2 separate regions of the Homo sapiens genome follow, and region 1 is linked to region 2. A link is a contact called in ENCODE POLR2A ChIA-PET data. All regions are on one chromosome and are shown on one strand. The core of a region is the stretch at or near the end of the contact, and the rest is flanking DNA. Distances in the headings are between cores, read along the strand shown. Region 1 overlaps PAK2 (p21 (RAC1) activated kinase 2). Region 2 has its middle 26 kb from the start of NRROS.

The links. ChIA-PET counts read pairs that join two places held with the same protein, here RNA polymerase II (POLR2A).
Region 1: POLR2A ChIA-PET joins it to region 2 with 12 read pairs in T-cell. The contact joins two enhancer-like sites. POLR2A ChIA-PET finds 5 or more read pairs at or near these places in 6 of 52 experiments (HCT116, HEK293, HepG2 and 3 more).

Annotation. Positions count from the first base shown.
Region 1 is chr3:196,752,280-196,756,628 of GRCh38, forward strand. The region is part of intron 1 of PAK2 (p21 (RAC1) activated kinase 2); the gene reads left to right. Among named protein-coding and RNA genes, the nearest start is that of PAK2, 15 kb to the left of the region's middle. Within about 2 kb of position 2,457, at least 2 of the 41 ENCODE cell types and tissues checked have a DNase peak (open chromatin) inside an H3K27ac peak, as active enhancers do.
Region 2 is chr3:196,663,580-196,667,810 of GRCh38, forward strand. No RefSeq gene overlaps it. Among named protein-coding and RNA genes, the nearest start is that of NRROS, 26 kb to the left of the region's middle. RefSeq lists enhancers at 1,848-2,510, 2,511-3,173, 3,174-3,835 and a silencer at 2,559-2,853. Within about 2 kb of position 2,617, at least 6 of the 41 ENCODE cell types and tissues checked have a DNase peak (open chromatin) inside an H3K27ac peak, as active enhancers do.

The DNA of each region.
Region 1 (4,349 bases), core at 1,207-3,706, 89 kb after region 2:
TGTAAATTGTATTTGGTTTGCTTTTATCTCAGATATTTGGAATGTATACATCCTGTTTTTAAAGTATATTAGCTTAAGTGAATTCAAGTCTAAATCTAAATTGAAAAAAAATTTTCTGATCTGTAAGCCTGAAAAAGAAAATTGTTTTGACTCTTCCTATATCTGAAGATTATAAGATTTTTTTCTCTTAACCCTTTCTCACTTTATCCTCCTTTCACCTCCGTGGTGAGCTTGGGACACAGAATATTGTTAATGTATTTTTTGTATATTTCATGTTTCTAATTCCATCTTCTTTTGGTAATTTTGTTTTATTTATTTGTTTGTTTGTTTGTTTGTTTGAGACAGAGTTTCACTCTGTTGCCCAGGCTGGAGTGCAATGGCGCAATCTCAGCTCACTGCAAGCACCTCTTCCCTGGTTCAAGCAATTTTCCTGACCTCAGCCTCCCGAATAGCTGGGATTACAGGCGTGTACCACCACGCCTGGCTAATTTTTATATTTTTAGTAGAGACAGGGTTTTGTCGTGTTGGTCTCAAACTCCTGGCCTCAAGTGATCCGTCTGCCTTGGCCTCCCAAAGGGCTGGTAGTAAAAGCATGAGCCACCACGTCTGGCCTATTTATTTTTGAGACAAGGTCTCGCTCTTGTCCCAAGCTCACCATGGAGGTGAAAAGAGGGTAACGTGAGAATGGGTTAAGAGAAAAAAAAATTTTTTTTTTTTTTGAGACGGAGTCTCCCTGTGTCACCCAGGCTGGAGTGCAGTGGTGCCGATGGCTCACTGCAACTTCCGCCTCCCGAGTTCAGGCCTGAATAGCTGGGATTACAGGCACCCACCACCACGCCTGGCTAATTTTTGTATTTTTAGTAGAGACGAGGTTTCATCATGTGGGCCAGGATGGTCTCGATCTCCTGACCTCGTGATCCGCCCGCCTCAGCCTCCCAAAGTGCTGGGATTGCAGGTGTGAGCCACCGCGCCGGGCCTGAGAAAAAAATCTTATAATCTTCAGATATAAGAAGGTTGCCCAGTTTGGAGTGCAGTGGTGCAACCTCAGCTTGCTGCAGTCTTTCAGGCAGTCCTCCCATCTCAGCCGCCTGAGTAGCTGGGACTACAGGCACATGCCACCACACCCGCCTAATTTCTGGGCTCACGTGATCCTATCTTCCTGCCCCAGCCTCCCTAAGTGCTGGGATTGCAGGTGAGAGCCACCACACCTGGCCTAATTATTTCTTTTATCTCGCTAATTACATTTAGTATTAACACAAGTTATTGAAACCTTGTTTATGTGAATTCATTGCTCATTGCCAGCTTTCTGTTTTACATTTAAATTCATTAGTCATGTATACCATCTAGTGTACATTTTCAGCTAGTATTTTCACTAGGAGTACCTGGAAGCCACATTTAATGATTTAGATTGCTAACTTCCCTCAGAAATTCTGTTGATGTTGTTCTATCGCCTTGCATTAATCATTTTGTTTTTTTCCTGTGCCTGGATGGTGGTAGGAATTTTCCTTTTTCTTTTTTTAAAAATATTTTGACAGATTCTGTCTTGTACATGTTCACTAATGTTGCCTGAAACATTAGTTCCTTATGATCTTTGTACTTGGTGCTTTTTAAAAAATTTCCAATAATACTTTTGGTGATTACTTTTGTTTCAATTGTTCTGTTTCCTTCCTTGAAAACACATGTAATTATTAGGTTGGCTCACCATTTCTGTCCCCTATGTGAACTGCTCAAAAGTTTGCCCTTTTTTACCACTCGTTTGATTTTTCTTTTTCACTTCTAATGTTGGCTTTATTTCTGCTATTGCAATCTTAATTTCTTAGTATCCTTTTAAAATTTATCTCACTTTTCTTAAATTATCTTATCTCATCCTGGTTTCTTCTCTCCATATACTCCTGTTTTGTGTCATTTGCTAAATTGTGACTGGAAGTTCCTGAAGTAATTTACCTTGTAAGTTAGGTTCTGCTTTTGTGTGAAGGGTAATCTTCCTTGTGGTTTTCTTTTGCTATTAGGATCAGTGCTGGATTTCTTACTGCCTACTTACCATTGAACAGTAACTGTTATGTCCTGTCTCATGTGCATTTGTCAGAGATGTGTGTGTGTTTTCCTTGCCTCTCCAGGGGACTGGAGTTCTGATGAAACCGCTTCTCAGATGTATTTCTGAGGGATAAATACACAGCTCCCGGCCTGATTTCCAGTGATGAACAGACATTCCTCTTCATATGGTATTCTGGGCTAGGGTAGTAGGATCTTACCCTACCCTGTTTCTGTCTTTGTGAGTCTGAACTGATGATGTATGAGAGTGGCCCTCATTTCTAGCATGTGCTGCTGTTACAGGTTTTCTGATTCTGATCTTACACCCACAACATAACACTCTCCTTGTTACTTCACTAAACCTCCCAGGAAGCAGTGTGTCCATTCGGGTTTTCCTGCCCTTACACAGCCCCGCTGGAACCTTACCTGCACACGGGCGCAGACACACACTTCCTGGTTTGCTTTCTGGAATTTGCGCCTGGTAATCTCCCTGAATGTATGTTGAGAGATCACAGAAGATAAGGAACTGTGGCTGCCACAAAAACTGCCTCTGTGTAGCAAGGAGTGGCTGACCAATTCTTGATTCTGCTTTGATTCTTCAAAGCCGACTCTGAGTCTCCAAATAAAGCGATGGCTAGTAGGGAGAGACAAGATATCTTCATAGTTCTTTTAGGCAGATGATTGAACTTTGTTTTATGAGGCAGAGCATGGCTGGGTCACGAGTCTTTTTGCAGTACAGTTGACCTTAAAGCTAATTGAAATCCTTCAAAGATCTCATATAAATTGTATTGGTGGAGATTTGGGACAGACTACGTTGGAGATTTCTGATTTGATAGCATTATTTACTAGAGTAAACCTGTTCCAATTTTTTGAAACTTAGGTAATCACTTAAGTAGTAACATCAGTCTTGACCTTCATCTTTTAATAAAAGATTTTACCTCAGATTGATAGATTTTCACTTTGGTAGTAGGAGAATGGTATCTTGTTCCATTTTGCATCTGTTTGATAAATCTAGTGAGGCTGAAAATTTTTCCTATGTCTATGGACCCTCCCTCCCCATTTTTCCATTTTGAATTGCTATTTGGGGTTCATGGCCAAAATTAGGAAAAACTAGACTTCAGAGTGTTTACGCATTTCTTCTTCCGACTTTTTTTTTTTTTTTTTTGAGATGGAGTTTGGCTCTTGCTGCCCAGGCTGGAGTGCAGTGGCACAATCTCGGCCCTCTGTAACCTCTACTTCCCGGGTTCAAGTGACTCTCCTGCCTTAGCCTCCTGAGTAGCTGGGATTATAGGTATGTGCCACCACGCCTGGCTAATTTTGTATTTTTAGTAGAGATGGGGTTTCTCCACGTTGGTCAGGCTGGTCTCGAATTCCTGACCTCAGGTGATCCGCCTGCCTCAGCCTCCCAAAGTGTTGGGATTACAGGCGTGAGCCACTGCACCCAGACTTCTTCTTTTTTTTTTTGAGACGGAGTCTCGCTTTGTTGCCAGCCTGGAGTACAGCGGCATGATCTTGGCTCACTGCAACCTCCGCCTCCTGGGTTCAGGCGATTCTGCTGCCTCAGCCTCCTTAGTAGCTGGGGTTACAGGCGAGCACCACCATGCCTGGCTAATCTTTGTATTTTCAATAGAGACGGGGTTTCACTGTGTTGGTCTGGCTGGTGTTGAACTCTTGACCTCATGATCCGTCTGCCTTGGCCTCCCAAAGTGCAGGGATTACAGGTGTGAGCCACCGCACCCGGCCCCTTCCAACTTTTTAAGTAATCTTTCTTGTTGCTGACTTGTTGTCTCCCTGTTCCCTACCGTCAGGCAGTTTTGAAGCATTTTCTGAGCCTCGCCACTTGACTTCCTTTACGCTTTGTCATTGTTTCAGTTTTTTAATGTGGTGATTGAGTGAAAGCCAAGGGGAAGAAGAAAAAGAGAAAAAAGGGTCACATTTGAATTACAAAATGCCTTTACACTCCCTGTGTCCTCTGTATATAGATACCTTCCTCTCTTTCTTTGCCTGACAAATTCCTTTTCATCCTTCAAAAAGCAATTCTGGGTTTTTTTTGCCTAATTACTCTCATCTAAACAGGAGCTCCGGGTCCCCCTTTCCAGTGCGTTCCACTGGGCCCTGTCAGCAGCTTAACTCATTTCAGAGTAGTTGTTATTTGTGAGCTCCAAACTGAGACTTAACTCTTTTAGGCACTTAATAAATATTTGAATGAATGAATAAATTAGGAGTATTAGTAACAAAATGCTTGGGCTGGGCGTGGTGGCTCATGCCTGTAATCCCAGCACTTTGGGAGGCCGAGCTGGGAGGATCACAAGGTCAGG
Region 2 (4,231 bases), core at 1,367-3,866:
TTGAGTTAATGCGTCACCTCTGGTATCCATCAGTGTTCTTAGTCTCATGCAACTGAAGACGGTTCTGTCTGATTTAAGTAGCTTACGCATTTAGTAAGAGAATATTAGTAAGCTCTGGACTCTCGGGAAGGCTGAGGAACAGGCTTGGAAAATGGGCAGGAACAGAAGATGCTGTGTAGCAATTGGGACCAGCTGGTCTCGAACTCCTGACCTCAGCCCAAACCATGCCATGAGCAGTAACTGTGGGAGCATGGCTGCAGCCACCCCTGCCACCTTCTGCTGAAATAAATGCTCCCCAAATTCTGCTGCATCGCCAGCTCCTGACCGTGGTCATGTGCCCCTGCCCTGAGTACAAGAAGGACTGGCACGGCAATGCTGTACCCCTTGGCGAGGTGTCTATGGCAGAAGATAGGCTCCGTGTCCTCCAAATTCTTATGAGGGGGCAGAGTTCTTGAAACCTAAGAAAGGAAGTGAGACGTTGAGCAAACAAAATGAATGAAAAGTAAGTCCCGTATCCTTTTATGGCTGCATGTACATTTTATTTATTTATTTATTTATTTATTTATTTATTTATTTATTAGCCTGAGTCTCGCTTTGTTGCCCAGGCTGGAGTGCAGTGGCGTGATCTCTGCTCACTGCAACCTCTGCCTCCCAGGTTCAAGCGATTCTCCTGCCTCAGCCTCCTGAATAGCTGGGACTACAGGCGCCCGCCACCACACCCAGCTAATTTTTGTATTTTTAGTAGAGACACGGTTTCACCATGTTGGCCAGGCTGGTCTTGAACTCCTGGCCTCAGGGTGATCCGCCCACTGTGGCCTCCCAAAGTGTTGGGATTACAGGCGTGAGCCACCGCGCCCAGGCAGCGTGTACATTTTAGCAGGCAACTTCTGGAAGCAAATTCTTAGCACAAAGAAATGACTCAAATGATGGAAACTTCAGACAGAAACTCAGGGCAGTCGGGGAGATAGTTTGGGGTTCAGCAGGACTTTTGAAGCCCCTCAAGTCACACCATGTAGCTGACCACCCACTCTTTCTGTTCTTGGGGTCCAGCCCGGGAGGATGACAAATTGAGCCCCAGCCCTGCCTGTGACTGTGACTTTAGAAGGCTGTGGGCTTTCCTTCCTAGTGTTTTCCATCACAAGGATCCAAAGGTGATTTCCTGCCGGGTGCGGTGGCTCATGCCTATAATCCCAGCACTTTGGGAAGCTGAGGTGGGTGGATCACCTGAGGTCAGGAGTTCGAGACCCGCCTGGCCAATATGGTGAAACCCCATCTCTACTAAAAATACAAAAATTAGCTGGGCGTGGTGGCGTGTGCCTGTAGTCCCAGCTACTCGGGAGGCTGAGGCAGGAGAATCGCTTGAACCTGGGAGGCGGAGGTTGCAGTGAGCAGAGATGGCGCCACTGTAGTCCAGCCTGGTCGACAAGACAAAATTCCGTCTCAAAAAAAAAAGGATGATTTTCTAGGTTTCTCTCAGTATGCGGAAAGTTACATAGGGAAGGTGCTTTCTGCCTTCAGTGCTCAGCTATGGTTCCCCCAGCAAATTCTGTCCCCTTTCCCTGCTTCTCCCACTCCGACCTGGACCCATAGGAGAACCTACTGGCGAGGGAAGGACCCACAAAGCCTGTTACCAGAGTTCTTCGGTGGGGCCAGAATGGTGTCTGCCTAAGAGCTCCCATTCAGCCAGGTGGGGCACCACGTGGTTCTTCCTCAGTGGGTGGGCAGTAGGGGGCCATTTCCGGTTGCCACATGCCAGAATATTCACACAGGAGGATATTCAGAATCACAGATAAATCATGTCAGAGACTGGTCTGTGAACATGAGTAACAGTAACTTAGATTTTGGAAATCCAGTCATAAAACAAAAGCTGAAGGTTTTTCTGGAGGCATTTAAGTTAGGGATCAATTGATTTTTTTCCGTTCTTTCTTTTTTTGAGATGGAGTCTTGCTCTGTCACCCAGGCTGGAGTGCAATGGCGCAATCTCGGCTCACTGCAAACTCCGCCTCCCGGGTTCAAGCGATTCTCCTGCCTCAGCCTCCTGAGTAGCTGGGATGACAGGTGCCTGCCACCACGCCCAGCTAATTTTTGTATTTTTAGTAGAGATGGGGTTTCACCATGTTGGCCAGGCCGGCCTCGAACTCCTGACCTTGTGATCCGCCCGCCTCGGCCTCCCACAGTGCTGGGATGACAGGCTGAGCCACGGCGCCTGCTGATTTCTTTTTTTAAACGACCCCAGTTGCAAGCAATTGGACAAACTCTAATCCTTGGTTTGTATCACTGGTCATATCACTTTTTATTTATTTAATGTGCCAGATAACTTCCATTTGCCCCTCCAGATCTACTTCCCACTCTTTTCCACCCTGCCCCAGGAGGCTGGCCTCAATGGGCTCCCTTGCCCTTTGGCTTCCAGTGGTATTTGGCTAAGAAGGAGGTTTGGCAAATCACAGGGGAGGAAGAAAGTGAGGTCAGAGTATTTATTCTCCTGACTCCTCCCTGTAGATTTGTCTCAAACTGGCTGCACCTATCAACCAAACTCACACTCGTCTCAAGGCGGCTCTTTGCACACGAATCTCTGCCTTAGGTATCTAGGAACCACTCACTCCCCTGGCTCTCTTCTCTGGGCCTAGCATGGGTAACAGCTCTGCCTCACCAGCTCGTGTAATTGCATTATCCTTTGCGGTTTGCCCTCCCCTCTCCACCGCTTTGTGAATCGTCCCTTTGTAAATCCTCCTGACTTGTCCTTGTTTGAACGTGCCATCTGGTTCCTGCTGGGTCCCTGCATGACGCAGCTGGCTACTCATTTAGTAATCCTGAGCCCGAGAGATTCCAGCACTTGTGTCAGGGAGCCACAGAGTGCTAAGGATGCGCGGCCAGCGCTAGGAAAGCAAATCTCCCGAAGATGGAGTCCCCTGATTTCCATGGAGTCCATGCGTGGACATGAGGAAGAAGGTGGACATGAGGAAGATGGCACGCCTCAGTGTGTTACAAACATATTCATATTTTACCCAAATTAGAGTGGGAGAAGTTTCCAGCCTTGGAGACCTTCTTTAAAAGAGTGTGGGTGTTGCAATGACCAAAGCAAACAGATGATGGAGCTGGGGAAAAAAAAAGTGTTATTTAAAAAAATCCTTCTCGGCCGGGTGCAGTGGCTCATGCCTATAATCCCAGCACTCTGGAAGGCTGAAGCAGGCGGATCACCTGAGGTCAGGAGTTTGAGACCAGCCTGCCCAACATGGCGAAACCCCGTCTCCACTAAAAATACAAAAAATTACCCGGCGTGGTGGCACATGCCTGTAATCCCAGCTACTGCGGGGGCTGAGGCAGGAGGATCTCTTGAACCCGGGAGGCGGAGGTTGCATTGAGCCAAGATCGTGCCACTGCACTCCAGCCTGGGTGACAAGAGCGAAACTGTGTCTCAAAAAAACAAAAACGAAAAACAAAAAAAAACACTTCTCACCAACTAGTCATCTTCTATTTCATCCTCATCAACAAGTACCAAGCACTTATTTTGTGCTAAGTGCTTTATGTGGATAATTTCGCTTAATCTTGGAGAAAACTCTAGGCTGAGAGCGCTTAAGATTTGTTCAAGGTGGCTGGGCGTGGGGGCTCATGCCTGTAATCTCAGCACTTAGGGAGGCCATGGTGGGAGGATCACTTGAGGGTAGGATTTTGAGACCAGCCTGGGCAACAGAGCAAGACCCCATCTCTACAAAAAAATACAAAAATTAGTCAGGCATGGTAGCATGCGCCTGCAGGCTCAGCTACTCGAGAGGCTGATCACTTGAGCCCAGGAGGTGGAAGCTGCAGGGAGCCACGATCGCACCATGGCACTCCAGCCTGGGCAATAGAATGAGACCCTCTCTCAAAAAAAAAAAAAAAAAAAAAAAAAAAGATGATTTGCCCAAGAACTGTGGTGAAGATGTTAACATTACGCAAAGAAGAGCAAACAGCATCAACAACTTGTCATCTTTATCAAGTCTATCAGACTGTCAGCCGATAGTGGTTAGTGGCTGCGGAACAGCACGTTTGCTAATGAAATGGCAGACGTGGAGAAGGTTCGTATGGGGTACAGGTGACGAAGCACATAGTGATGGAAGATCACTCACTTCCACTGAGACTGTTCAAAGGCAGCAGCATGATGCAGTGATAGCTTGGAGGTAATTAACAACAGAGGAACCTTACTCAATTCCTTCCTCCTTCAGCCAAGCAACATCTTCCTGCTGAACAGTCA